Linked DNA regions of Mus musculus: region 2 is linked to region 1. A link is a loop called in an ENCODE intact Hi-C map of the cell type or tissue named here. Cell type or tissue: left cerebral cortex. All regions are shown on one strand. Links, peaks and the distances in the headings refer to the core of each region. The heading gives the core; the rest is flanking DNA. Region 1 has its middle 50 kb from the start of Jrkl. Region 2 has its middle 230 kb from the start of 4930568E12Rik.

Evidence for each region. A loop is a pair of places that touch in the nucleus more often than their neighbours do. Peaks named below come from ENCODE experiments on the same cell type or tissue, not always from the same donor. Only the 100,000 strongest peaks of a DNase experiment are listed, where the experiment ranks them.
Region 2: it touches region 1 in a loop (6-fold over the local background); 7 of 42 quality-filtered maps call a loop at or near these places.

The regions. Positions count from the first base shown.
Region 1 is chr9:13,187,689-13,203,663 of GRCm38, forward strand. No RefSeq gene overlaps it. Among named protein-coding and RNA genes, the nearest start is that of Jrkl, 50 kb to the right of the region's middle. In left cerebral cortex, for the core only: CTCF peaks have their summits at 7,754 (motif pointing left) and 8,326 (motif pointing left); DNase peaks (open chromatin) are centred at 7,751 and 8,290; H3K4me3 peaks cover 330 bases.
Region 2 is chr9:12,870,656-12,886,630 of GRCm38, forward strand. No RefSeq gene overlaps it. Among named protein-coding and RNA genes, the nearest start is that of 4930568E12Rik, 230 kb to the right of the region's middle. In left cerebral cortex, for the core only: a CTCF peak has its summit at 6,092 (motif pointing left); a DNase peak (open chromatin) is centred at 6,096.

The DNA.
Region 1 (15,975 bases), core at 5,609-10,608:
TAACAGATCTACTGTGCATTTACATGCCACTAGAGGCCACATCAATTTTTAGAGGTGTTCAAAGGACTTTTATGTACCACTGCAATGCATTCACAAGAAATGTGTTCATATGTCAAATACATTTCTAAGCCTATGATCTGAGCAAAAACAAACTCAGCCTGAGACTCTGTATGTTACTGAGACACTGCACATTGTCTCTACACATATTTTCCCATGTAGGCAAGCAATTGTAGGAGCTGGTGAGATGATGCCCAATTAACTAAAGGGCAGAGGAAGAATATTCAAGTTAACAAAATGAGAGATGAAAAGGCATCAAGAAAATCCAGAGAATGATAAGAACATATTTTAAAAACCTGTACTCCACAAAATTGGAAAAGCTAAAAGAAATGGATAATGTTCTCAATAGATGGCACTTACCAAGTTAAATCAAGATCAATATAAACAGGCCTTCAACCCATATTGAAATAAAAGCAGTCATTAAAAGTCTACAAAGAATCCAAAGACCAGATGGTTTTGGGAAAGAATTCTACCAGTCCTTCAAAGAAGAATTAGTGCCAATACTCTACAAATTATTCCACAAAATAAAAACATAAGGAATATTGCTCAATACATTTATGAAGACACAGTTGTCCTGATATCCAAACCACAAAAAGACTCAAGACAGAGATATAGTAATAAAAATACCATGTTATTGACACAAAAACAAACATGTCAGTCAATGAAATCAAGTTACAGACCCAGATAGAATTCTGCACACCTATTGACATGGTTTTTTTATAAAGAAGCCAAAAACACACAATGAACAAAAAAAATAGCGCTGGTAAAACTGGATGGTTTCCTACAAAAAAATCCAAGTATATCCATACTCATAACCTTGTACAAAACTCAACTCCAAATGTATCAAATACCTTAACATAAAACCACATACACTGATCCGAATAGAAGATAAAGTGTGCAATCGCCTTAACACAGGAAAAGACTTTCTGAACAGAACACCACTTCCACGGGCACTAAGATCAACAATAAATGGGACCTCATGAAACTGAAAAGCTTCTGTACAGCAAAGGACACCATCATTCACTCAAAGCAGCATGCTCCACAATGGGAAAAGACTTTTACCAACCACACAGTCAATTGAGCTCTAATATCTAAAATATACGAAAAACTCCAAAAGCTAGATAACAAGAACACAAGTCACTGAAAATGGAGCACAGTTCTAAACAGAGAGTTCTCAAAAGAGGAAACACAAATGACTGAGAAACACTTATGCTTAATATTCTGAATCATTGAAGAAATGCATATCAAAACTACCCTGAGATTTCATCTTTACTCATCAGAATAGCAAAAATGAATGAAACAAATGACAGCTCATACTGGCAAAGGAACATTCAGTCACTGCTGGTGGGACTGCAAATTTGTATAACCATGATCAAAATCAGTGTGAGGGTTCCTCTAGAAGTTGGTAATTGATCTGTTTCAAGATCCAGCTTTATCATTATTTGACATATACCCTCAAAGATGCTTCATCCTACCACAGGGACACTTGCTTCTATATGTTCGTTGCTGCTTTATTCATAATAGTTAGAAAATGGAAACAATATAAATGTCCCTCAATGGATAAAGAAATTCAGTACATTTACAAAATAGAATATCACTCTGTCATTAAAAGAAAAAGAAATCATGAAATTCAGAGGCAAACAAATAGAAATAGAATAAAAATCATCCTGGGTGAAATAACTCAGACACAGAAAAATAAATTTGCTTCTATGTGGATATTAGCTGTTAAGTCAATAATAGTCACACTACAATCCCTAGAATAACAGAGGTTAGATATAGAATATGGGACTTGGGGAGACAGATAGATCTCTCTAGGAAAGGGAAATAGAATAAAAAGTTATAAGTAGATGGAGGGACTGGAATGGGAGAATCGAGTTGGGTAGGAAAAAGACAAGGGGGTCAATGATGGCAATACAGAGCGGGACAACTAAAATTAAGAGCCACTTGAGAGGTAGTGTAGAAACAGTACTAATACAGTAGCAGCTTCCAAAAATATATGCATGTATGAAGAAAAATCTAAATAAAATCTGCAAATAACTGGGGAGAAAGAGCACCAACTGGATCTCTCTTACTATCAAGCAAAGCAAAGCCTGAGCTACATCTACATTACTGGAACCCCTAAACAAGTCAGGCTCTTGCCAAGATTATGGGTCTCCACAAATGACAGCAAGGTTCTATTTTTTAAAACAACGCTTATCCAATACATGTTATTGAATGTGGAGCACTCAATCTGGTGTCTACATAGAATCTTCACCACTGACATCTTTGATACAGGAAGGTACTCTGCATGCTATGAAAGGAGAAACCTAAACACCAGCCCAGCCACATACTGTTTGATCTACAGAAGTGTCCTATCTAAAGCATAAGTTAGTGCAATGATGAAATAAAGCTTGTGTAACCAACCAATATCTGAAAAGATTTAAGGCCCACTCTAGGAGATGGAACCCATAGCTGACATTGCTTGGGTGACCAAGAATCTAAAACTTGAGAGTCAGTAAAACCAAGTACTACTGTTCAGGGAGAAAAAAGACTCCTAATGACATTCTCCTTTGCTCAGCCATCATCAGAGAAGCTTTGGAGCTTTCTCCTGAAGCAGATGGGAACAGATAGAGAGACCAGCAGCTGGACATTATGTAGAGAATGAGAGATCTTGGAACAGTCAGCCATAAATGGTATGTCTCCATCAAATCCCCCTCCCCCAAGACTCAGGAAACCCTTCAGACATGAAAGCAGAAAGTGTAAGAGCCAGAAAAGATATGGACACCAAGAAAACGAGGCCCTCTAAATCAACAGGATGGACACACATGAATTCACAGAAACTGTGGCAGCAAACACAGGATCTGTGCGGCTCTGTGCCACAAGGGCCCATGAGCTGGAAAGAGAAGAGCACACATGCCCCTTCCCTAACCCAGCAGCTCTCTCCAACTAATAAGCACTTGCAATGGAAATTTAGTTTTCACCATGGGAGTCTTAACTAGAGGAACAAACTACCTTAGGGATAGGCTGCATGCCCAATACTAGATGGCCAACAGAGCAAACTCAAAACCATCATTGGAGGTTTTTTGTCTCATAACACAGTGTCAAGGCTTTTTCTGTTTGTTTCTCTTTTTAAACTTTATCTCACTTTTTATTTTTATTAAAATAAAAACACAAGAAAATCAAGAATAAAAACCAAAGTGTGGATACTTCATTCCTCCTTAGAATAGGGAACAAAATACCTATTGAAGGAGTTACAGAGACAAAGTTTGGAGCTAAGATGAAAGGATGGATCATCCAGAGACTACCAAACTCGGGGATCCATCCCATAATCAGCCACCAAATGCAGACACTATTGCATGTGCCAGCAAGATTTTGCTGACAGAACCCTGATTTAGCTATCTCGTGTGAGGCTATGCCAGTGCCTGGAAAATACAGAAGTGGATGCTCACAGTCATCTATTGGATGGAACACAGGGCCCCCAATGGAGGAGGTAGAGAAAGTACCCAAGGAGCTGAAGGGGTCTGCAACCCTATAGGTGGAACAACAATATGAACTAATCAGTACCCCAGAGCTCATGTCTCTAGCTGCATACGTAGTCGGCCATCATTGGGAAGAAAGGCCCCTTGGTCTTGCAAACTTTATATGCCCCAGTACAGGGGAATGCCAGTGCCAAGACGTGGGAGTCTGTGAGTAGGGGAGCAGAGCAGGGGGAGGGTATAGGGAACTTTCGGGATAGCATTTGAAATGTAAATAAAGAAAATATCTAATTAAAAAAATGGCCAAAAAATGTCTCTGTTTTTACTCTGCACATCCTTTGAGTTTACAATTTGGTATTTTGTGGAATTCCTGAGTGTGTGAACAAATGAGTCTCTGCACCTGCATATGTTTCATGTGCTTTTTCTTGGGCACTTTTCCTTCTGTTTGTTTGTTTCCTATTCCAATGTATTAGTTTTGTATTGTTATACCATATCTTTTCACATCATATCATACCATATCACATCATATCACATCATATCATACCATACCATACCATACCATACCATATCATATCATAATCATATCACATATTATGCCATATCATATCACATCACATAATAACATACACATCATATCATATCACATCATATCATATCACATCACATCACATCACTTCATATAATATCACATAACATCATATCCTATATCACATCCCATCGCATCACATATCATATCACATCCCACATATCACATCACATCATATCATTTTATAATTCCTTAGAAGCCTGTTTGTTTTCTAGTGTGGGTCGGAAACAAGGTGAATCCAGATGGGAGGGGAGTTGGGGACTACTTGGAAGGAGTAGAGGGAGGGGACATACTATTGTTAGTAGAAGGGAAAAAAACTTCCAGCACGGAAAATTGTTTTTAAGTATACCTGATTTTTTATTAGATATTTTCTTTATTTACATTTCAAATGTTATCCTTTTTCTTCATCTCCCCTCTGAAAACCCTCTATCCCATCCCCCTCCTCCTGCTCACCAACCCACACACTCCTAATTTCCTGTCCTGGCATTCCCCTACACTGGGGCATAGAGCCTTCACAGAACCAAGGGCCTCTCCTTCCATTGATTTCCAACAATGGCATTCTTTGCTACATATGCAGCTGGAGCCATGAGTCCATCCATGTGTACTCTTTGGTTGGTGGTTTAGTCTCTGAGAGCTCTGGGGGTACTAGTTGGTTCATATTATTGTTCCTCCTATGGGGCTGCAAATTCCTTCAGCTCCTTTGGTCCTTTCTCAAGCTCCTCCATTGGGAACCTCCAACACAGGAATTTTAACATTAAAAGACAATTCTACAAAAAAAGGAATTGATTTTAAAATTTTTTGTTTTTAAAAAATTTTGTATTTTGTACTTCTATAATTCAGTTAACTCAAAACAACTGAAACCACAATCACAAAATTATGCATAAAGAGACATTAATATATATTAAAACTCATTTGATTTGGTTCATTATTCCACATGCAGGATACTTTAAAATGATTCAGAACAGACATATAATAAACTACCAAGGTGAAGAACCCTGCCTGGATGTTCAGTTGAGAATACAAACTATCATTTTTCAAGATATGCTCTGTCAATAATACATACACAGTTCTCACTAGAAGTGTACTGTGAGCCAACAACACCAGTAACCTTATATTACTTTATAGAATTGTCATTTGATTTTGAATTTTATGTCTTGGAAGTTTTAACATGAGCAAACATTTATTTAAATGAGGTAACACATTTTATTTGGCATATGCACTCAGATTTCAAATACAACCTGAAAGTTCCAGGTACAAAGATGAAAGTCATGGGTCCTTGTGCTTGTGAGGCAAGTGCTGAACAAATAAGGCTGTCCTCTAAGTCTTTGCACATGTGCTTTTTCCTTATATTTTAGTTAAAGCACTGAGAGCCAGTGAGAGTTAGAGCTGGAGAGATGGCTCATTGATTAAACACTGGTACTGAACTTGAAGAGAACTCAAGTTCTATCTCAAGCATTCATGTATAGCAGGTTACAACTGCCTATAACTCCTTCTCTGGGTGATATAACACCCTCTTCTGTCCTCATTGGACACTGCACTCACTCAGGTATAATACACACACACACACTTTTAAATGAAAATAAATAAAATATTTTCAACAAAAAGGCAATGGAGGCTGAACCAGCTATGCTAGACTTGTGTCTTAGGATAGTGGGGTCAAAGTAGTAATTTCACCAAGATTGTGCCATTTGGTGACTTTGACTGTAACCACTTATCGCTTTTATCATTGAAAGCAGTTTTATGTTTGAAATATGACATAGGAGGTCAACATTTTATATTTCACAAGCAGTCATCTCCCATATTTTTAAAGTTGTTTTATGTATGTGAATACACTGTAGCTGTTTTCAGACACACCAGAAGATGACATCGGATCCCATTAGAGATGGTTGTGAGCCTCCATGTGGTTGCTGGGACTCAAACTGAGGAAGAGCACTCAGTGCCTCATACTTATTTTTTAAAAGCTTATCATATTTAGGGAACCACAGAAGACCACACTCCATAATACTTCTTCCAAGTATCTGCCCAGCCAAAGTCACAGCTCGTCCAGTGAAGCATCTGCCTCCCAGGTTCCAGCTGTTCAGTAAAGCTAACATGCTGATCAGCTCTTCAGTTTCCTTAAGGTTGTTTTTTTTCACCACTTACAGCTCATCCCACTTCCTCACACCTATTTCTATATTAGCTTGCCACATAAAAAGTATCCATAAAACTCTGGTGCTTTATAAGGATAAATAATTCCTTTCCCAAGAAGCATGTTGGTAATTACTAAATAGCTATGAGGTTATTCACTGTTTGTGATGTGCACTTGTGTGGAAGAAGAAATGAGAAGAAGGCATTATGTCAGACTTAAGGCCTCTCTATGATGATGAGCCATTGTTGCTTCTTCATACATCCCACTGGGCATGTTCGTTCAACTTGATGGCACTGGTATTTGGAAAACTTTTCCTGGGAAGATGCAACACCACACACACACACACACACACACACACACACACACACACACACACACACATTCACTTACCCCAGAAAGTAAACCCATAAAAGACCAAAGTAATGATGGCACCAAAGTCCAACTTAGAAAACTAATAGTTTTTTATCAGGGCTCCTAACAGAAGTGTGGGTGAGAAAGAGTTCACTTAGAATACTATCGACTCCACAGAAACTGTCACACAACAGTGGGTGAGAATTTCCTCAATAGGGAGAAAATGCAATCAGTGATTTCAAACAATAGAACCTAGCATGCACTTTACTGAAAAGGTAGACTAAAAAATCTTGGAGTTGGAGATCTGCCAGACCAACCCTGGAGAAATACAGCAAGAACCACAATTATGTGTTTGTGCATGCATGTGTTTGTGTATATGAAGGCAAACACTTGTTCATACATGTGAAAGCCAGTTGGTGACATCAATTGTCATTCTTGGGAAGGCCATCTGCCTGCTTTCAGAGTCTCTCACTGGCCTGGACTTCCTCAGTGGACTTAGGCTGGGTACCCAGGAAAACCCAGGGATACCCCTGTGCCCACCTTCCTTGCCCTGGCTCCTGTTATAGTACACGCCGCCGCCACACTAGGTGTATTCATGTGGGTTCTGGGTGTTAAACCCAGGTCCTCCTGGCTGCATGGCAAGCGCTTTAATGACTGAGTCACTCCCTCAGCCCTAATAGCAAGAATTTTTATAGCATTATTTATTCATCACTGAGCAGAGAAAATATAGGGATCTAATCTACTCACTGGCTTAGCTATGAAATATCATAAGGTATTAAAGTGATCAATAAAAGTCACTAGAGAAGTAAAACTATATTGAAAGAAACATACAGTTTCTTAGTTTCTTACTTTGCTTTGAGAAAGAGAGAGGGGGAGGGGGAGGGAGGGAGGGAGGGAGGGAAGAAGGGAAGAAGGAAAGAAGGAAAAAGGAAAGAAAAGAGAAGAAAGAAAGGTAGATAGATATAGATGATAGAGATAGGTAGGTAGGCAGACAGGCAGGCAGGCAGACAGAGAGACAGACAGACAGACAGACAGATAAAATTTAACAAATCTTTCAAGCATTGTGGGGTTTTTCTGATTACTCCTAAACAATCCCAGACTTCAGTTAAATGAACTGTTTCCATTCTAAGAGGAGCCCTTCTCGCTGAAGGCTTCAGAAATATAAGCGAGTAGAGATCACCCTCTAGTGGTCACTATAGCTTGATGCTAAACAATAAATCCAGAATTCGCGGTAGAGTCTGCATTTGGCTTCTTTAACCAGGTCTCTGGAGGGGGAGAAGTTGGATTTTTTGAGAATTGTCTATATTATATTAAGACCTCTTTTTCTGTGTCCTGAATGTGTCTATTTGAAAAATCTCAAGCAATTCAATATTCTTCACATAAAAAATAATGATATTAGTTTTGATAGTCTAGAGCTATCAAAACATATATTCGATTTTGTTTTTAGAATGGAATAAAACTTTGCTCCAGGCCAAGAGCTTGGATAATTTGCAATTTAGATCTTGTTTGTATTGATCACAAAAGGTCAGTGCAATATCAAGAAGAAATATCTAAGCAGTTTCTAACTCTTAATATTTCCAAAATTATAGTTTATTAGTGAAGGCCACAGCCACCCCAGCTTTCTTATCAGTGAAAATCAGATGGCATGTGTTAATTAAGAATCTCCACGGCGATGAAAATGAGTGGCACCACTGGGGACTTGCGATGGATGTGTGAGTTCGCAGCGCCCTCTATTGGACAACATACGGCTGATGCGGGCTCTTCCCCCTCTCCACCCCAAAAAATCCCACTAAGATGGCTAGGTATCTTATCCCATGCAGACTGCAGGATGAGGCCTTATATTAAAGCATTAAAAGTAGAAAGTCATTGAAGTTTATTGTATAGGTATGGATTGTTTTCAAATGCCACGCTTTTCTTCCTCCTTCAAATGTCATTTCAAATATGACTGTTTCTGTGAGACATTAGAAACTGTTAGAAAACAAGTCTTGAGAAAGTCTAAAATCTGACTTTCCTTTAATGCACCTGGATGGATTTCTTTCCCTCTACATACCTAGAATCCAAGCCACATAGAATGTTTCTTAAAATATCCCTATACTCCCAAAAGAAATGCCTTCGCTGAATGATGAAAGCATTAAAGTTTAGAATCCTGCTCTAATATTAAGATGGGGTCCTCTCCCTCTCCTTTCCCTTCTGTCTAATTCCTCTTTCTCCTCCCTCGCTCTCTAGCACTGAGAATGGATGGATCTGGTCTTGGCAAGACTTGATCCTTCTCCTGGCAGACTCCACTCACTCAACTGGAATCATGCCTTATGTATCCCATGCTTGTATGCATCACATGCCCCTGTCTGTCTATTTCTATCTCTCTATCTCTATCTATCATTTTTCTATCTATCTCTCCCTCTCCCTTTGTATGTCTCTCTCCCTCCCCTTCCCCTCCCCCTTCCCCTCTCTCTGTCTCTCTCTCTGTCTCTCTCTCTGTCTCTCTCTCTCTGTCTATCTATCTATCTATCTATCTATCTATCTATCTATCTATCTATCTATATCTATATCTATATCTCTATGTCCTACAAACTCTCTGAGCTATGAAAGGCCTCAATTCATGTCTCAGAGCTCTAGAAAAAGGGGCAGAGGGCTTTTTGTTAGTGAAGAAAGAAGCAGCCTAACCTGCATTCCACTGAGTAAAGCGTCTCCACACTCAAATGACTCCCTTTTAAGACCAAAAGATGAAAATGTTTCTGGCTTTCCATAAAGGAAATGTGATTGCAAATCAGCAGGTCCTTGGATAACTTTCTTCTATGACAATGTTGTTATTTAATTTAGCTCAGCCACTGAAGTGTCTGCTTTATAAACATGAAGATATGTGTTCGAGCTGGATGCACTGGAATTGCACTGGAACTCTGCCCTAAGTGGAACAGTGACAGGCAGGTGGATCCCTGAAGGTTGTTGACCAGCCACTCTTAACAATGAGTGAGTTCCAGGTTCAGTAAAAGATCCTGTCTCAAACCATAAGGCGGAGAGCAGTAGAGGGAGGAACCTGACTTTCACCTCTGGCCTCTGACCCCTGACCTCTGAATGTACATTCCCACACATACCACCCATCCTTCCTGCTGAGTCTCTACAGAACTGAGCACAAGTGCCTTCACTGTTAAAAGAAATCTCACTCTGGAAAAAGCAGAGATGATAGCCCAAGGCTTTAAAGAAACAAGGCTTTAAAGAAACACTGGCAATGTCTAAATAGTACATTTAACTTGATCAAGAATGAATTATCCTTCATATTTTCCTCCATACAGTATATAAGACCTGCACTTATGATTACCATGAAACAATAGAAACAACCAACAAATTTGGAAGATCCATCAGAAAACAGGAGGCAGCCTTGAACACAGGAAGTACAAAGAAGCAGAGGCCAGATCCTTACCATTGACATAAGACCTCTAGGAAAGGGCCTGACTATGTGAAAAGTGACTGCATGATTGCCATCCTCTCCCAGCGGCAACGATGAAGTTATCAAATGCTGCATTTAATAATAAAGAATGTTTTAAAAGTACTTTGTAGGCCTGCACACACCTAAGCCAGGTGGTGTCAAGATACTATAGAAGACCTTCCACTTGCATTGATGGACAATGATTAATTATCTTAAATTCATCACTTGAAATATTAACTGGGAAACTAAATCTAATTTACTGTGAATTTTAAGATTTATTTTATTAGGCTGGAAAGATAGCTCAGCAGTTAAGAGAACTAGATTTGGTTCCCAACCTCCACACAGCAGCTTACAACCACCTGAAACTCCCATTCTGGCTTTCTAGCACCCTCTTCTAAACTTCATAGGCACTAGGCACATAGGTGGTATCCACGCATACATACGGGCAAGTAATAATACTCATAAGTTAAATAAATGTAAAATTCTTTTTTAAATAAAACATATTAATTGTATCTATTGCACATGAATGTGGGTGCCCAGAGAGACAGAACCGGCATCAAGACGCCCTAGAGCTGCAGTTACGAGTGGTTATGACTACGGTGCTGGGAACGTAAGCCAGGTTCTTTACAACTGCTGCGGTCACCTCTCTAGCGCAAGCCTCAGAATTACCTAATACTTTCTTAACAGTTCATTTGTTTACAAAGCGTTTGCTTATATTTTGTAAGTGACTTTCAAACAAGTTGTTTAGAAAGCAACCTAGAAAAGTGGGCCCATGATTGCCTACACACACACACCCTTAGGGTAGCCAGAACTAGTCTCTTGACTGTCTCCAAATTCATAGTAAGTTCCTAGGTTCTGAGTATCCAAAGAGAGTGGAGAACCCGGTATTGGTGACACTGGTAATGGTTGTTGACCACAAGGATAGAGCTAGATTTGTGTGTTCCTCCACTAGCCATCTTTACCAGCTATGAGCTTCCTTTGGAGATAGAGAGATGGCTGAGCTGTTAAGTGTTCTTTTTAGATGACCCAGATCAAGTGGCTCACAACATCCTGTGACTCCAGCTGCACAGGATCCTACGTCCTAGTCTGTCCTATTCAGACACCTATCCATGTGTATGTACATACATACACATACAAATTTTAAAAAACTTTGTAAATTTAAATTTCTCTTTTCCACTATACTTTTAATTAGCACATGATATCAATGTTTAGAAACATGCACTCGCTGTAATGTTTAAAGCAAGTTAAACATATCTATCTCTATGATAAGCTGTCAATTTAATTGACATATAGGGGGTTAGTGAGGCCAGCTGTAGGTATGTATATATGAGAAGCCATTTCCAGAGAGAATTCATAACAAGGGAAACGATCCCTGAACATAAACATCACCACTAGTTAGGCTGGAGAGCAAATGGAAAGACAGAGAAAAGTTGAGGTTTGCTGACCAGACACGGAATCCCTCCCGAGGGGGCTGCTCTGTTGAACCACACCCTCCCTTCCATGACAGAGTAAGAACTGTGAAGACATGAGCTGAGGGAAATCCCTCAACTTACTTTGATCCCACAATAAACTAATATAACACAGCAAGTCAGTACCAAGAAGAGAAGTTATTTCACAACTACCCAGCTATGTAGTTCACAAGTCTAAGACATGGTATGTGGTGGGAGGAGATTTGAAAAAGCTTAAAGATGCAAGTTAGAAAGCTATAATCCAAGCGTAGTGAGTGGTTCTAGAAGTTGGTTCAGAAGACTAGAGTAGCCAGGCAGTGGTGTCGCACGCCTTTAATCCCAGCACTTGGGTGGCAGAGGCAGGTGGATTTCTGAGTTCGAGGCCAGCCTGGTCTACATATTGAGTTCCAGGACAGTCAGGGTTATACAGAGAAACCCTGTCTCAAAAAGAAAAAAAAAAAAAACAGAAATGTGGACAGAGATAATGTCTCAAATGAGAATAAGGAATCTATTGGGAACTTGACTGGAAGTTATTGATGATTTTGACAAAAGCAAGAGTCCACTCTTTGCCCATGACCCAAGGTTGCCAATTCTCTCCATTTAAAACAGCAGGTTTGTTAACTAAGACAACTGTTAATTAAACTCCATTGCTCCAAAGGTAGCATCATGCAAGAGACTCCAAATAATGACTCATACATATGTGTGCATTTGGGTGTGTATACATGCATGCAGGTATGTGTAAAGGTCAGGTGAGGGTGCAGATGCCCTGGAGCTGGATGTACAGGTGGTTAGGAGCTGCCCAATGTTGGTGCTGGGACCTGAACTCCAGCCTTCTCCATGGGCAGTGTGTTCCTAAACATTGAGCCATCTCACCAGCACCTTTCTTGAGTCTTACTAAAGTGAATCTTATGAGGAGGAATCAGTTTGAAATTGGTTAGTTGTTTTGTTCTATTTTAAGAGCTTTGGATCAATGCAAACAATGAGGCAGGCATTGAATAAACTGGCAGTCCTGGTTGGAATGGTGAAGCTGTCTGTTTCCACTTGGTCCCGGGAGTGTTTAAATTAAGGACAAGGAGTGATACTAGCCCTTCGATATAAACAGGGCCGAGGAATGCTGATGATTTCAGCTCTCAACAGCCACATCATTGACTTTGGCCTTGGGCCCAAGTTACCCATAAAGCCCTGGCTAACAATCACAAAGAAAGAGAACTGCACACATTACTGTAGTGTCTATCTCACTGTTGGTATTAATAGCTTAATAGCTACCACAAATAGCTGGCAATTTAATATATAATATTAAAAGAAAAAGTAAACAGCTATGATTGTAGTAACATTCAACTTGGCACAGATGGAAAGTAAATGATGGAAGGTTAAGAAGGTAGTTCCACGAATTCCAACTGAAATCTCTAAAGCACGAAAATCAACACAGCATTCTACTGTTGCTGAGCATATCATGCATCTTCATCTAACTTCCCAGAGATATGATGTGAAATGTTTCCTGGACTGCCTTTAGCCACCTCACCCACAGTGCTTTACATCCAGTAAACATCCAAGTTCCTAATTCATGCTACTTTCTCAGACCTTTGAAGACAATGTTCCTCTGTCCACAGCACTGGAAACTCCTTGTCTTGCCCTAATCTCAGGATAAATCTCATTATCTTTTCATAGTCAAATATCATGAATTTAGGAAAATTGTCATGATGTTCCACAACTACAGGAAGTTGTACCTGGCATTGTCCCATAGTACTCCATGTGCATGTGGTCCTCTCAGCAGACTTCACTTGGTCTCACAATTATGAGCAATTCCACTGTTAATCTGCAAAATATCAGGAGCTACAGTCTTTGCCTTGTTATCCTGGGCTTACCTAGTGCATCAACATGTGACCAGTGGTTAGTCTTCTTAAAATGTCTACCGAGTACCTTCAGGGAGTTCAAACTTCCCACAAGAAGGATATTAACTAGAGTGAATGGGTTTAAGTGAATTTTCATAGTGCAATAATGATATTTAATTGTGCAATTTGTTCTTTGAAAATTTTTTAAGAATCATTTATGTCTAAACAAGACTTGAAGGAACTTTCTGAATTGTCATAAACAATATGGAAGAAGTATTGACTCTTAGAAAAACTAAGTTAGCACTTTGTATACACCATTGTAAGCCTGTAGTTCTCTTTGTCAACCCCAAGAGTCAATTCTAATTAGGGCAGATTTAGGCATTTAGCCACCCAAGCAAAAGAAGTGACAATATACAATTTGGAGGATAAATCCCTTAAGCTACTAGAAATACTATCGATACTAAACGATCAATACACCTATAGTGAAAAAGGAAAGCCCACACACTAAGAACCATGACATAGACCTGAAGCATTGTGGAAGGACTTCTGGAGAATAGTATAAATCTCTCAATGACCTGTCAGAGGGTTTTAGTCTACTAGACATTCCATTAAACAACCAATCCCTAAATCTATTAATATACACAAAATCTTTTATAAATGATAACATGCACTGGCATTATGAGACAACTAGTTTAATATGCAGTGGCATTAGGTCTTATTTTTGAAGATGATACAGTTTTCTGAGCATGAGCATTTCATAGCTAAAGATGCAGAGAAGTTCTGCCACTCCCTGGCTCCTCTTGGGGTTTGGCTCTGGTACCATTGCTATGCAGGCACTAGTGTATCTGTTTTCCCAGTAGGAAGGGCTCAGGGGGAGAATAGCAATTATATGTGACTTTCTTAATATCTGGAATTGGCATTGATTCCGTGTACTGGGGACTTGTTTCACTTCTCATTAGCTGTGTGTCTAGGCCACCACTTGCTCCTCTACTAAGATCTCAGCAGGAGTCCAGATCTCTTCCAGAAAAACATCCCTTCCTAAGAAAACACACTTAAAAACTTAGTGGAAATAAAAATGTGTCCAACCATCCTCCAAAATTAGTATGGAAATTCCTCAAAGGCATAAAACCTAGCTATACTACCTTGTAGGCAAGACTCAGAAAGCTAAATCACTTGTTTCCTCTCTGTACTGGTTTCTTTCCTATTGCTGTGATAAAACTACCATGACTTATGGGAGAGCAACTTTAGTTTAGCTTATGGTTCCAGAGGGATAGAGTTCTTCCAGAGGGAAGGCACAATGTGGTGGCAGGAGCAGGAAACTTGCTGAGCGCATATCTACTGCACAGGAAAGTGAAGGGAGAATCAGGAAGTAGAGTGACAAAGCTACAAAGCTACAAAGCTCAAAGCCCTTCGAATCAATGCCCTTCGTCTAGCAAGTCTCCACCCCTACAGAGTCCATGACCTCCCCAAACAACCCCTCCAGCTAGAAATACAAAATACATAAACCTGTGGAGTCTACTTCATATTTAATCCACCAGATTGTCCTATGTGGCATTAAGACTTTAACAAAAGACAAAAAAGTGAAAGGGACATGTTTTAGGAAGAAGGACCAGGGAACTATAAGGAGTATAACAGGGGGACAGTAGGCATAATTAAAGTTCATCATATACATAGCATCAAAATGGTACAATGAAACCCATTATTGTATATAGTGAATATGTGCTAATAAAAAGTATCTTGAAAATGAGCCCTTATCTGAATTCCCAAGACAGCTCTGCCTCCAGGATTTAGAACTTGCCTTCCTATGATCTTGGACACAATTGAAGGTTTATCTAAGTGTCCACTTTGTGAGACCCCCATAAAACATTGTCTTAATCAGTTAGGCCATGTTACCCACATTACCCGGACTGTATGGCTTAAGCAACAAAAAGTGTTCATTGTGATAAGGGAAGATGAAAAGTTCAAGGTCAAGGCACATGATGACACAGATGCTGGTGAGGAATCTCCTTGTGTCTTGGGGACATCTGCCTCCTTGTTGTGTTTTAACATAGACTGAACAAGAGCACACTTTGGACACCAACCCCAAACACAGTCACAGTAAAAGTTAGGGATTTATTGCATGTGGATTTTATGGAGCACAATTCAGGAGCACAACACACACAAGATTAAACTAGACCAAATTCTCTATTCACGTTCAAAGCAGTGACAGAAGTAACATCTACTGCTTGTTAAACACTGTCACCAAATTATGGCTAGTATTTAGGATCATTGTAGAAAGTAATGTTGCCCACTATGTATGAGAGGAAATTAGAGGCCTGTGGTGGAAATAACCTTCCAAAGCCACATAACCACAGAGTGACAGAGTAAGAATGCACTTATGACTGCATAAACTCAAAATGGGGCAGGAGTCCTCAGTCCTCTCTTCTTTCCTTCACAGATACATCTGAGTTTGTTTTGGCTTTGTGTTTTGTTTTGGGTTGATTAGGTTTTTGTTTTGGTGTGTGTGTGTGTGTGTGTGTGTGTGTGTGTGTGGGTGTGTCTGTGTGTGGGTGTGTCTGTGTGTGTGTGTTTGTGTGTGTGTGTTTGTGTGTCTGAGTCTGTGTTATGTATGTGCTTATGTATTTAAGTATGGTATCATTAGAACCAGTTGGTTTTAATATGTGAGTATTGTATATGTGGATCTGGGTAGGCACA
Region 2 (15,975 bases), core at 3,846-8,845, 320 kb before region 1:
TGGACCATGCCACCAGACAGAACTGGTAAAGGTAAGTGACCTCAGACCCTGGTATATCAGACTTGAGATCAGCAGGAGTTGAATCAGTTCCAACACATTTCTGTACCTGCTCTAGAAAATGTGACCACAACACTGAAAGGACCATAGACAATCGGTCACATAAGGAAACACCTGGATTCTCTCCCCATGAAAACAAAGCATCACTAACATCTCAAACCGAGCAAATAGGAATTACCTACCCTTAAATCCCAACCCACTCTTCAGTGTTTATATAATACCTGTCCACATAGAATAAAGCACACAAGTTATTTTGCTGAGGATCATCTGAGATTGCCTGTTTTTACTGAGCTTTAACACTTGAGGAAAAGTTCTCTCTCATGAAGCATTCAACACTGGACCTTAACCTGCCTGGCTGGTCAGGCTCATGCTGCCAAAAATACCACCGATGCTGCCACTTCTGCTGGTGATCCTGGCACTGACACAGTAGCGGACTAGATATGAAGGTCCTTGGCTACATTCCCTGTGCAGGCTGCCCAAACCTTGCCTCTCGTCTAAGAGCTGTAATACTCCCAGCATTCCTGATAGGTCCAGAGCTTCAGTGGATGCTATTCACCCTAATTCTGCTTTGCTTTCTGGGAAGACAGCAGACAACAAAGAACCTGGTCCCAAAACTCTTCTCTGACTTCTACACACGTGCAGTGACATTCACATGGCCACATACATAGAGGGGGGCAGTGGGGTTCAGGAAGGACAAGAGGATGGGAGTGGATGGGTGGGAGAGCACCCTCATAGAGGCAGAAGAAGGAGAGATAGGGTAGTGGGTTTCCAAAGGGGAAACCTGTAAACAGGAAAATATTTGAAATTTAAACAAAGAAAATATCCAAGGAAAAAATTTTAAAATTAAAAAAAAGAAGAAAAGAAAATATTTTAAAATTAAAGTAATTGTTTAATAATAAAAATGCAATAAAAAAACTGAAATAGAAATAAAAACATAATTTCTATTTTTAAATGCTCAGGTTGGCCATATTACTTCAAGTTGAAGATATGGAGATTATAACCTTTGAAGATACTGGTGCCATTAAGCAGAAGTTGAGAACTTCTCACTGGGATGATGATTAAATTCTACCATGGCAGATTCTGATGTCTAAATCACAAACACATTTGAAAGATTGTCTCTTGAGAAATGAGCACTGCTAAGTTGCCTTGTTTGCACAAGGCCACCTGAGGAAGTGCTTTTCAGGATTCAGCTGCCCAAGCACACAGAAGACACAGCAGCCATGATAAGGATCCTTCCCTACTTTTTCAGCATATGATGAACCTTATACACCATAGCAGGCTGGTTTTGCATATTTGCAAAATGGAACAGTTGCTGTGTCATGCAGGCTTGCAGCTACATTTTAAGGATGATTTAAGAGGCCAGACAACGTGTAACATGGTAGGATTCCCAGCAGGGAGCTCTGAACGGGGAAATAAAATGGACACTCTATAATCGTAGAGATGCTAAAAGTATAGAGTGCTCCCAAAGACAAGAGAAGTCTGCCAGCAAGAGGTATGCAGGCTGCAAACATGAAAGCCATAGGGAATAGCTGCAGAACCCTTCAGAACGCACACCATGACAACAATATTCTAGACACAGCATTCATTCTAAAGAGGTGTCTGCTTTTACTTTATAGTCAATTCAAAATACATTGTGTGAGTTGTGTGTTTGAGTGTGTGTGTGAGTGTGTGTGTGTGTGTGAGTGTGTGTGTGTGTGTGTGTGTGTGTAACAATGAAAGAAGAGGTAATAAAGTTGAGAAGGAATGGAGGAAATAGACATCTGCATTTCTGAAAAAAATGATATCAGTAAAGTCCCTTTTACTGATTATTCTAATCTGTTTAAAAATTGAAAATGTTTAGTAATTATTTTAACTGTTTAAAGTCTTCATGTCAAGGTTTCACATTCCTTCTGTTGTTACTTCAATGTTGCCTCCTTGCTTTGCTTTAGGATTTTCTAGGACTTCAGTCTTTATCTCAAATCTCTAATCATTAGTGACACCATGTTCTCCTTCTCTTAAGTGATAAAGGACAGCTCGAATTTAACTGTGATAAATTCCCTTTCCCTAGACAGTGGTCCTTTGTTAGAGAGAAGGCTCTGAGTATATTTCATAAGGCTTATTATTTCCTTTTGAGACTCACAGACTTTTTCTATCTCCAGCCTTGAATCTGGTATGGGTTTTTAGAAACACAAAGCTCTTGCCAGCATGATGCTACTAGCTATAAATAAGGACAATTAATTTTAAAAATTGCTAGGAGAACAAAAAGCTTCTGTAAGAGGTTAAATTTATTTTACAGATTCTAGATAGATAGTTGTCTAAAGAGAATTATGATCTAGGGCAGCAGGGTTAGAGAGAATTTTACAAGAAAATAGAATGGCAAGATATTCTAATGCTTTGATGCTTTTACATATTGAATTACAACTCAAAACACAAACCATCAAGACAATAAGCCAGTTTTTAAAAATGGGATAAGGAATTTTAAAACATTCTAAAAAATACAAAGAGTAAAGATATAAAAATAATTAATATATTTTATAATAAAGGAAACATATTAAAGCTTTTGTTATATTTCATCTCACCGCAGCGACATTAACCATCATCAAGTGCAAATGAAGAGCTGGAGAAACATCTCAACAGTTTGGAATATGCTGCTCTTGCAAAGGTCAAAGTTCATTTTCCAGCATCCATCTTGAGTGGCTCACATTGGCCTGAAATTTCATGTCCAGGAGATCAGAAACCCTCTACTTTGGCCTCCGTGGCACATGCATTTACGTGCACATACCCTCACACAGACACATACATATTCATATACATAAAAATAAATCTTAGACTTTGTGTACACAGCAGGGCACACATGAACTCATAGTAGCACAAGATCTGTACAAGCTCAAGCCAGAGAAAATCCCAGCATGGAGAAGGGAGACAAGCATGAAGTCTCAGCACCAGGCATTTGTAATTGATAGCTTGCTGGAAGAGGGAAAGTCAGTTTTCTTTAACAGTGCATTCTATGGTAAATTGTCAGTGTTCTGATGGAAGGTCATACATTGAAGAGTGTGTGGGAACCACTAATTGGACATGATGGGGTTAGGGGATGATATGGCTGCATATTAGGGAAAATATGTGTATTGCTATGTGTGTTCATATATTTGAATGCTTGATCCACAGCTAGTGGAACTGTTTAGACTAGATGTATTCTTGTGTAAGGAGGTGTGTCACTAGGGGTGACTTTTGGAGGCTAAAAATTTAAGCCATTCCTAGTTAGCTATTTGTGTTTCCTGTTTGTGTATTAGATGTAGGCTCTCCGCTACTGCTCCAGCACCATGTGTGGCCATGTTCCTGGCCATGATCATGGTCTCTAGCCTTCTGAGACCTTGAGTACCTTAATTAAGTGCTTTCTTTTATAAGTTACTTTGATAATGCTATTCTGCCATAGCAATAGGAAAGCAACTAAGATATCAGTACAGATTTAGGGGAAATTTAGGGGAGAGCGAATACAAAAATACATTGTACAAAATTCTCAGAGGAGTAATAATTATCTTTATCTTATTTGAAGACAGATTTAAGATCAAACAGATCCTGGCATGCATGTATTAATGTAAATCAGTGAAGCAACAGACAGCAGTCTGATCTCATGATGCTGAAGAGGCTCTTCCACAGTACTGAGCAATAAGACCCTGAGCTTATACCCACAGCTTTATTTCCTTCCAGAGAGACACCTGAACAACCATGCTCATTGCAATTTAATTCACAATAGCTAAGGAATGGAACCAGCCTAGACGTTCATCTACTGTTAACCTAGTAATGAAAATTGGTACACATACACAATCAGTTTGTTTGGCCATAAAGAAAATGAAATTATGAAATTGCAGGTAAGTGAAAAGAAGTGACAGAAATTAAAATGAATGAGGTAACTGAGGACCAGAAAGACAAATACCTCATGTTTTCTTTCATATGTGGATCCTTCCTTGGGCTTTTTAGACATATAAGTCTAATTTAGAATATTGTGCAAACCAGAAACTACAATAAGAGTCACTAGGGGTACATAGGGGAGAGGGAATAGTAAAACATAAGCAAAAATGGAAGTAGAGAAGGAAAGTGCTGTGGGTGAGATTAAGTAAGAAGAGTCCAGAGATGGCAAAGATAGGGGATGGGGGAGGATTACCTAAATGTGTGGATAAGCTATATAAAAATATATTATCCTCTAACCCAGTTAAATCATAATTTTCTTGAATGGGAATTTGAAGGAAGCTGTCCCCAACAGATGTAGCATGCTGCTCCTAAAACCTTTCGGTTACTAAGCAAAATTCCCAGTGCCTAGTGTCAAACACATGAGTTGTTGGTCATAGTAGTCCCAGAAGTTTCTAAAACAATGTAGGCTTTGACAGGAGTTACTAATTATTAGAGAAATGAAGTTAAATCTGTGTGAGAAACCTATTCCCTGAGTGCTAGCTTCCATGGTTCCAGAAAGTGCTATGGAAGAGCCAGCTGTGAACCACATGTTTACAGACAAGATGTCCCCACTTGTACAACAGTGGCATGATTGTTAAGGGGACAACTACTGCTTTTTCATTGAACTTGAATTTGAGCCCACCAGAGAGGACTAATGCCTGCTAATGTAAGCCTAGCCAAACACATGTGGATAGGGAATTAATGAGCCCTAAAGAGAACACTACTGCTATTCAGTTAAATTAACATTCTAAACATCTGCTTATATAGACAGACAAGTGCTACTCTAAGCATTAATCAGACAAGCCTATTTTCACAGTGAACAGCTGTAAATGCAGAGTCACAGCTGCTCAAGGTGCTCACAAGTGATGGCTGAGTGCTCACCTCTAAACAGGACTGTAGTGCTTTCATGTGGTGACCAATATTGTCTCCATAGCCCACCTGGTGGCACTATTTTGGTAGTTTGGGAGGTGTGGCCATGCTTGAAGAGATGTGTCACTTGAGCAGGCTAGAGTTCAAACACTGGAACCATTCCCAGGTTCCATGTGGCTTCCTGATTGTGGATTAAGATGTGAACTTTCAGGCTAATGCCTTGCCATGCTTCCCTACCTTGACAGTGATGGGCTTTAATCTTCCTTGAAACATAAAACAATTAAGCTCTTCCTTCTTTGTTTTAGTCATGGTGTTTTATAACAGCGATTATGTATCAAAAGATGGCCTAGTCGGCCATCACTGGAAAGAGAGGCCCATTGGACATGCAAACTGTATATGCCCCAGTACAGGGGAATGCCAGGGTCAAAAAAAATGGGAATGAGTGGGTAGGGAAGTGGGGGGGGGAGGGTATGGGGGACTTTTGGGATAGCATTGGAAATGTAATTGAGGAAAATATGTAATAAAAAAATAAATTAAAAAAAAAAGCAACAACAACTAACTAATACAAGGGAACACTATGGAAGAATGCAAACACAGGAAGATCAAGAGAGAGCTTCAAAATGACCATTACTGGGCATGTCACAACCATGGCAGACAAGATCTCAGAGCAGCTGCTGTTACCCTTACAGTGCCTGCACAAGACTGGGGACTTCATGGACTGGGGAGGGGCCTCTTCTTGCTGCACCATGACTACCAATACATTCTTGGAAATGGGGAATCATTGTCTTTGATGAGACCACCAAGCTGCAGAGGCCAGTTCCAAAATCAGGGTCCACAGATGGCCCTGGTTAAACTCAATGAGTCAAAAAATAGTTTAAAAAGGCATGATTGTAAGAAAGAGAAATGGGATTGACCAAAAGGAAAGGAAGACTAGAGAGTCTGGGAATGAGAGTAATTACAGTGTATTATATACAAGAATTAATTTTTAACAAATAAATTTAAATGAAATAAAATAAAATGAATTTAAAAGTATAATGAAAAACAAAATGAGATAAACATCAAGTAACAACATAAGGTATATGCATTTACATATTGCTGTTATTCTATCAATATTTAATTTGTTCTGTAGAAATAAGGCCCACTGTATTATAAAAAATAATCAATTTTCAAGTTTGTTAATCCTTGGAGATCATATCTTATTCTCAATAAAATATCACCATCTGGTGGTATGAATTCTAAACTGCAGGCAAAAGATCCTATAGGATTTTACAAGTAACAGAATTATCCCATATTCAAAATGAAATCTTATTCAAATAGACCAACTACTTTGGTAAGAATGAACGATAATTTTGGAACACCAATATGAAAAGCAATTTCAGACAGGGATATTCAAAAGACTTTGCACCCTGTTTGCAAATCCTCATGGCAAAGATTAATAGAAAACACATAATCTACATTGTATGATCTATATTGTAGTTTCTGTACAGTATGATATAAGACCCTTTTCTCCTTGTGGTCCTAGAGATGGTTTAATGATCCACACTTTGAGAAACAGTTGCCCTAGGGTATACTTGCCATAGGGCAGTTAACAGGTAACTTAGACTATGTTCATGATATGAGTGAAGGGAAATGACTTACATCTGTATGATTTCAGCTCTGCAGATACAATGATGGCTACATATGCTCAAGCACACATCCTTACATAATCCACAGACAGGCCAAATGTGGGATGTAAAACAAATCAATAGCAAAGAAGTCAGAAGCAACACAGGTATTGAGCTTGAGAAAACCTGGAGCATTGGAATTGTCTTTCAGGGACATCAGGATTGTAAATCAGGATTTACAATCACAGTACACAGTAACTATACAAATGCAAATATCATGGAGACAATTAAACACATAATTTAAATGTTTGGCTACAAGGGCAGTGAGAAATATACACCTTGGTACACCAACACTGATTAACGGTATTTAAAGTTTAAACATTTGTCTGACCAAGTAAGTAAACACTTCCACTCCAGACAGAATATCTACAAATGGGACTCCAAGACACTTGGCATCTTAGAAGTCTAGAATTGTGATAGAACACAGTGCTGGTAGTCTGAGTCCAAATTACAGTCCACTTTTGTGTAAACTACAAGCTAAGAATTTCTTTTAAAGACCTGCTAATTTTTATCTGCATTAGTATTGTATCTGCACGTATGTATATGCAGTCTGTGAGTACTTGATGCCTTCAGAGGCTAAAAGGAGGCAAGGAATAATCTGGAATTAGATGACAGGTGTTTGTGAGTTGCCATGTGGGTGCTGGGACCTGAACTTGGATCCTCTACCAGAGACTCTTTCTAGGCTAAATCACTTTTTAACAGACCTATGTGGTAATGAACAAAGCACCAGTAATGGCCACAGATGCAGGTGTTGATTGTGAATACAGATGCACATATTGATCATAGCTATAGATACAGGAGTTGATCATAACCACAAATGCAGGTGTTGGTCCATAAACTAGTTTGTTATGTAGCCATTTGCAGAAAACACTGTTGGCAGCTTGTCTAGATGTTAGATGTGACTAGAGCATGACATCTTCAACTCAAGTGAGGCCAGATCTCCTAGAGGAGGGAAAATCATGTCAAACACTGGGCCTTGTGGTAGATAAAGGAAGGTGAGGAATTTTGAGCATCACCAGAGCCATGATCAGTACATTACTGAATCAAAACTTGACTGGGCTATGAGGAGGTGGAAGCAATAATAGATAGGACTCTTGCAGAGTTTTCCTGCATACAAGATCTGAAAAAACAGTGAAGGCATTAGTGAGTTTCTGCAGTGAAGAGGCACACACACACACATGTACAATCACACATTGATTTCTATGAGAAACATGGAATTGGGATGCACTTTTGTGATGCACAATGCAGAGAGAATGATAATATACAGCTTCTCTTGGGCCAGTGAGGGATAACAGGTCTAGTCATAAGCATGAGCCTTGAATGAGCAAGGTGGTCCTCCACAGAAACATGAAGATGCCCCTTGGAGGAAGCACACCAAGGCTGGAGTCTGCACATTTTGCTTTCTGGAGGCCTCCATTTTCTTAGCAAGCAACAAGGTCAAAGGCTATAAAAGTGGATAAGAGAAGTCATGGTGAAAATTTGAAGCTAGTGTATACAGAGATTATTTATTTTGTAGAGGGAAAAAGACAATAATTTATAAATACAGTACCTTTGTCCTCCAGCCATGAGGGTTAATTCACAAAACTTAAGAGAAACTGCAGGTGAAAATAGTTCACACAGAAGAAAGGACTGGGCAGGCACAGAGCTTGATTGGTGTTTTGCCAAATGTATACATTAAATCAAATGTAGCAAAGTATTTGAATGGGCTGAGTAATTGTGCAGATAAATCATGGATATAATCTGAAAGTGATGCAAGGGTCTGCCAGAGCACATAGCATTTCATTGACACATACACAAGGTATGAGGAGTATACACACTCTAAAAAAATGGAGAAAACACCAGAAGGGATTTAAAAAAAGACTACAATAGAAAATATGGACACCTACTAGCAGGTTGTTAAGAACAAACATTGGGAGGGATATGTAGGCAAAGAGAACAGGAAATATGTTCTTAAAATGAAAGAATGGAAGATGTGTTACAGAGTGCAATACAGAAAGAATATCTCTGTTCTTTCCTGGAATTCTGTTCTGTCTATGTGGCTTACATAGTAAATTCACTCATGTTACAGTTCACATCAATGCCTCTGAATTGGTGGAATGCAAAATATTTTTTTTCTATCTTGAGAACCCAAATAAGATCATTAGGAATCAGAATTAAAATAGTAATTGTGAGACTAAGTTTTCAAACCAAAGAATTATTCTGATTAAGCACCTGGTAGTAAAATTCAAATTTACAAGTGCAAGAGAATGAGAAATGGTTTAATGAATAAAAGGTGAAAATGTGTCACAGGTACACAGTAGACAAGAGCTCAGCTTTATATCTCATAAAAGCATGTCTTTACACCAGGCATCAATTTGTGAATTCTCTCACTAAGCCCAAAGCCACGCTGCCATCTTTCTGAGTGCTGCCTAGGGGTGAATCCTTGTGGAAGAAAGGCAGAGGAAGGCAAGCTTCCTCCTCCTTCACAAACAAGTACAAAGACTACAGTGAGGACACGGGCCTTAAACTGGACCACTCTATATGAACAGAGAGCCCTGAATAATAGTTAGCTGTGTGAGTGAAGAGTAATAAAGAAAAGCTAATGAGACTCATTTATTTCACTCTATTAAAAATAACCATCGAAAATTGACAATTATAAAGAAGGCAGCTTAGCCTGAGTATGTTTGTCTATTTGCTCTTCCCTTGTAAAGACAGGGAAAGAAATGAATTTGAACTTCAGTGGGCAGAGCATACCAGAACAGGGGGAAAGAATAGAGCAGCAGAATTCTGTTAGAACCAGAGCTCCCTCTCTGCATTCCATCCACATTCCATAACTGGGGATGGAAATTTCTGAGGGAGACATGTGTGTCACCAGCAAGACAGAAATCAGTGTCCATGCTAGCCAGGTTCACAGACTGTTTCTGAAGCAGTGGCTGCAGCTGCCACCCATCAGCGTCTTTCTTGTGCCTGGCAGTGTTTCCTTTCCTGCCAGGCAGTATGGAGCTTCTTCCACCAACACACCTTCTCCACAGTCAGTTCCCAGCTGTGGGCACTATTACAGTGTTTTAGTTTCCACTTGAATTTGGAACATTTTAGCTTCCTGTTTCCTGGGTCCTGCTGAGTCTTTACACATGCACTTACATAAAAAAAAAAAAAAAAAAAAAAAAAAAAAAAAAGGCTCTAGAAGAACATGAAGAAACAAGCTGTGAAGGGAATCTTTGTAGTCCAGCCCACGTTGTGTTTTTACATAAAATTCCATCCTGCATAACAGCCATGAAACATGGTACCACATTTTAAACATTTCCTGTGATTAATGAAATCAATTTATGAAAAAGACTCAGAAATTCATCTGGGAAACAGAAACTTTGATACAAATTTTATGAAGTCAAAGATGTTCTCCTAGACTCTTCATTAGCCTGAAGTTAGAAAATTTTTATTAAACAGTGCTGTATTTCCATTTTCTCCCTTTTTGAGTTATTCTAAAGGAAAAGAGAGAGAGAGATTAGCGTATTTTTCACCTAAGATTTGTTTCTCTTCCTGCGACAGACACAAAAGGGTCTCAACATGGTAAGATCCCAATTTATTGGCTTTGTGGCCAAAGGTTGACATAAACAACAGCATCAGCTCATATCGAATCTAACTTCTAGATAATTCTAGGAAGAATCCACCTGTTCCCACTCCCAAATGATCCCCTGGACTTTTATCCACTCTGGTCTTGCAATTATCCTTCCTACACTGCTCCTTGTATTTTCACATTAAATAGATTTAGACTAAACATGAGAAATTATTGAATGCACATTATCTGTCTAATTCCATCCTAACACTTTCCCATGTATCACTTGGCCATGATCTTAAAATACCTATTGAAGAAATGACCTCATATATTAATTATATTATTATTTTTTGAAACAAAAGAAGCCATCAGAAAGATGAAGAAGTCTCCCAAGAACTCACTAATTTCAGAACCCAACCTTTTCCATGAAGGTATTAATCTGTCCTATAAATTTATTCAAACACTCTATTAAATATTTAAAAGCTACACACATGTTATCCATTGAGACAGTATATAATTAATATGTTTTTTCAGTTTTTATAGACAACATACTTTTTCCATGTGTGTGTTATGTTTAAGATTCTATTGTCTTAGCAAAATTCTTTTAGAACCAAATCTGAAGTGCAAACCTAAGAGTTCTTTGGAAAGTCAGTTGTGTTGGATAGTGTTTTGCTGGGGCAAACATGTGTAGGAACATTTCCCTGAAACAGACACAGGTGAAAGTCTGTTATGCTAACGCAAGCACGTGAAAGGATATGTAACAAAGGATTCTTTGCTTATGACCTGCATGCATTGGTCCACCTTACACTGTATAGTTGAGCTGCATTTGTTGAGACTCCACAGAAAGAAATGCATAAAAACTTTTGGTGGTATGTTGGCAGCTCCTTGCAGCATCCATGGACTCAGGCTGATTAGCAAAGTGATGTCATCAGAGACAGACTCACTTGCTGAGGCCAGACACACGGGGAGGCACGATCCATAGAGGACAAATGATGTTTGGAGGGAGTATGAGTAGAGCAAGCTGTGCAAAGCTTATTTGTCACATGCCTTTGCAGATCTTCACTTTGCTGAGAGGAACAGCCTAGAACGTCTCCCAGTGTTCCTGTTAACCCTGGTCCCTCCTGCTCATTCGTCCAACTTGGCTGAGGATGGGATGTTCCTGCTAGGCTGTGCCACTGCCCCTGCTGACCTGCAGAACTGCTGAGCTGAACATTTCCTGACAATGCAGATGGGATTTGCTCCAAAGACCCATTTCTAAACAGGTCCATTTCCCCGTATCTTTTATTTTCCACTATCTCTGGTGGAAAGTGGGCTAGAAGGGAGATTAAATTGTTTAATAACCATCATTAAAACTGAGCTTTGAAAATTTTAAAACCAGTTATCTATTTTTCCCCAAATTAATAATTATTAAAGGTTTTTAAGTCTTAGGAAAAACTTTTTGACCCTACGGTCAGGTATTGGTAAGTAAAAATGAGAAAAGAATAATACCTCCCATATACAACACAGCAAATCTAGTTGAGTAAAATATTCAGTAAGAAGAAGGCTTTTTTAAAGGGATGATAAATATCAGAATCTACATGGATACACTTCTATTGAAAATTTAATTATATCACAGTATCACCTGTACCACTTTTAAATGTTAAGGAACAGTTTTGGCATCAAAGAACTTAAGATAATTATTGAATAACTTACTATGTATGAAAAAATCAAATAATTTAAAAGTATTAAGCTAATAAACAAAATCCTCTTCATTAAAGAACAGGTCATTTATTTGACTGCTACAACAGAACTTGAAAGATACCATTCCTTAGCACTAAGTGGCAGGTTTTACTAATTAAGAATCCCTTGTTTTGCATTTGTTTTCTAAAATATTTTAAAGGTAACAAAAATTTTAAAGCATATCTGTATCCACTTTTGCTATTGTAACATAAGGCTGTATATAAAGTACATAATGAACAGAAATTTATTGGCTTGTGAATCTAGATTCAGAAGCACTTGACCAAAGGATTAGTATCTGTCAAGGGTCAACTCATCCAATGACAGAAGACAGGAAGGGCAAAAGACACAGACATAGAGAGACGAAGATTGTGCAACCTTATTTCTATGAGAGTTTCACCACTCTATTCACAAAAGCAGGTGCCCCATGTTCTCCATAACTCTCAAAGGCATCTTCTCAGTGTAGCAGCCGCCATTAATGCCAACATGAGTCTTAGAACAAAGATTCAGATCCTAGCAAACTAGACCAGTCAATGCAGACTGAAATCAGATGTTGTAAATGGGAGGTTCTGTTTTAATTGAATATAATTATTAGTGTGATTTGTGATACTACTGTAGAGTCTCACCTCCAGGCCTACAGCAAAAGAAATGCAGAGGCTTGCCTCTCCCTCTACTTCCATTTCTTGAGGAATCAGTACATGCTAGCTGGGCCCAGCCTTCTTCACACATGCCATACCTTTGTATCAACATTGAATACCCAGAGGTATTTATTCATAGAAACCAACTGACCATGGGGAATCAGGTAAAGTGTCTTCTCTCCCTTTCCTGTCTACAATTATAAATTGCCCACTCTCATCCCCAGCCCCTTAGTAGACCACAAGAAGGGGTCTGGTTTTCGTCTTTGAATCCAGATCCTCATGACAGATCCAGCCTTTCTCCTTCCTGTGTACTCTACCAGTCACACCCTCCCCTCTAACCCTTCCCCATTCCTTCCTGTCAGCCTCTAATACATAGGAACTAAAAATGCATTCTTTTCTGGACCCCCAGTGACAACACATGGCAGGGGCTCAAAAACACTCTCAACAAGGCAATCTACACCCACCACATGCTACTACAATCCAGAGAGGACAAGAGAAATGAAGGAATTGGACACCGAACAAATGTAAGATCACATGACAACATCTAGAATGTAGAAGACAAGAACTAAGAAATTATGTTTTTTAAAAAAATGAAAAAAATGAAAATAAAGCATACCCAAGCCTACAGGACACATTGAAGAGAGTTCTAATGGTATGCTCATAGCACTAATCACCTGCATTAACAAAATAAGTAAAATAGAGAAAGTCAAATTGAATACTAGTGACTTGATGGCACACCTGAAAGATCTAGAACAAAAATAGAAAAAAGAAAAAAAGAAACAGAGTTGATTCTATGAGAAAATCAATAAAATCAATAAAATTAAAAAATCCTTAGCCATATTAACAAAAGATGAAAATAAAATTAATTACTAAGGCTAGAGGCAAAGGGGGGATATATAGAAGATACCAAGGAGATTCAGAGAATCATAATACTTTAAAGATCAGTGTTCTACCAATTGGAAAACCTAACCAAAAAAAAGAAAGAAAGATAGATAGATGTTGGGAGCTATTAAGACAACGCTTTTGTCCTGATCTCTGAATTGGGCCTCTCCCTACCCCCCCCCCAGAAGAAAAGGGGGTCAAAAGCGGGCCACCAACACACCGTTCCGAGAACAACTACAGAATGTTCCAGCCCTAAGTCATCGCCAATGTCCTGACCACACCCTGATACCACCAAGTTCCTGCTTCCCCGTGTAACTGCCTAAAGAAAAATTTCTACTGCCCCATTCTTCCTGATGAGAAGTACTTCCTCTTTTGCTTGTGCATTTAAGCCTTGAGCCTTGCTGAATACAGTTGACATCTTGATGCTTCTCAGACTGTTTACGTGTCGTTTCTCGCCCTTGGTGTCTGTCCTTCTCTCCCCCCCCCATCTGGTTCTTAGGAGAAGGTCCCCTCTAGACCCTCGAATAACTGGACCTGCTGGACGGGTCAGATAGATAGATATCACCTACTAACATTATAACAAAACTAGATTAGTTTAAATATATCTATAAAGTCTCCTAAGCAGAAAACTTCACAGCCAGATGAATTCAGCACAGAATTCTAAAAGACTTTAAAGAAGAATTAACACCATTATTTCTCAAATTATTCCACAAAATAGACATAGAAGAAAAAGTGCCTAAGTCACTTTATGATTACATTGTTACCTAAACCACAGAGACCATACTAAAAAAATTACAGGGGGGCTGGTGAGATGGCTCAGTGGGTAAGAGCACCCGACTGCTCTTCCGAAGGTCCAGAGTTCAAATCCCAGCAACCACATGGTGGCTCACAACCATCTGTAACGAGATCTGATGCCCTCTTCTGGTGTGTCTGAAGACAGCTACAGTGTACTTACATATAATAATAAATAAATCTTTAAAAAAAAAAAAAATTACAGACCAATTTTCTGTATGAACACAGATGCAAAAATTCTCAATAAAAAATTTGCAAACTGAACATAAGAATACATAAAAATATCATCTACCATAATCAAGAAGGCTCATCCCAAAGACATGGGAATGATTCAATACACAAAAAGTAATACATATAATATACCATATAAATGAACTAAAAGAAAAATCACTTGATGATCTGATTACATACAGAAAAGGCTTGTGACAAAATTCAACACCTCTTTAAGGCAAAAGATATGGATAAAAGGCTAGGGATACAAGTGACTGACCTCAACATTATAAAAGTGATTAACAGCAAGCCCACAACCAATATTAACCTACAAGGAAAGAAAGACAATGCATTTCCTAAAAACATGAACAAGATGGTCCACTCTCCATCTTTTCAATATAGCACTGGAGTTCTTAGCTAGAGCAATGAGACAACTGAAGGAGGTCAAGGGGAAACAAATCAGAAAGTAAGAAGTCAATGTACCTTAATTTGCAAATACATAAGTAACTTTTAAAATTCCACCAGGAAATGTCTACACCAATAAAAATTTTCAGCAAAGTAGCAGGATACAAAATTAACGCACAAAAATCACTAGACCTATTTTGTATAAAAAATGACAAATTGATTGAGAAAGAAATAAGAGAAACAATATGTTGTTGCAGTAAATCTCCAACCCAAATATGCCCTGCAAATGAAAACAAAACTCAGTTAATATTAATACATGCTGTGCACCTAGATTGGGCAGATCTACCGATATACTAATATCTTCCACATCTATGAGACCCCTTAGAACTTTTGGTTTCTCCAGGCCATATCCTTCTGCTCCACTTTTCTTCTTCCTCCTCCTCTGCATCCTTTCCCTCTTCCGTTTTCTGCTTCTTCTCCCTACCCCCACCTTCTGTTCCACCTTCCCTTTTATCTGCCCAATCATCAGCTCTCCTTTATTTTACAAATTAAGGTGGGATGCAGGTTTACAGGAAATCAGCTGAGTGCTGACTCATTCCTTGTTAGCAGCCACTCACAGGAGAATGGAATTAATATCAAATATAATTAGCACCAGGGCTATCCACAACAATATGTTTCCCATAGGTTGAAAAACATAAAATAGTTTGGGGTAACTCTAATCAAGCAAATGAAAGGCTTGTATGATTAAAAACTTCAAGTCTTTGGAGAAAGAAATTGAAGAAGATAACAAAAAATTGAAAGATCTTCCATGCCCGCACTTCAGTAGGATTAATCAAAACCACCCATCCTGTCAAAAGCAATCCTAATAAAATTTCAACACAATTATTTACAGACCATGTGAGGACAATTTATAACTTCGTATGGACACACACACATGCAAAACAGGATAATTAAAACTATCCTGAAATATAAAAGAAGTGCTGGAAGTATAGCCATCCCTGATCTCAGATTGTACTACACAACCATAATAATAAAAATGGTATTGTTTTGGCATAAAAAGAGATGCATTTATCAATTGAATTGAATTGAATTGAATTGAATTGAATTGAATTGAATTGAATTGAATTGAATTGAATTGAATTGAAAAACCAGACATAAGTCCACATAGGTATAAACACCTGATTTTTAACAAAAGAAGTCAGATATCCACACTAGAAAAAGGACAGCATCTTCAACAAATGGTGATGCTCAACTGAATGACCTTGTGTAGAGTGCACATAGA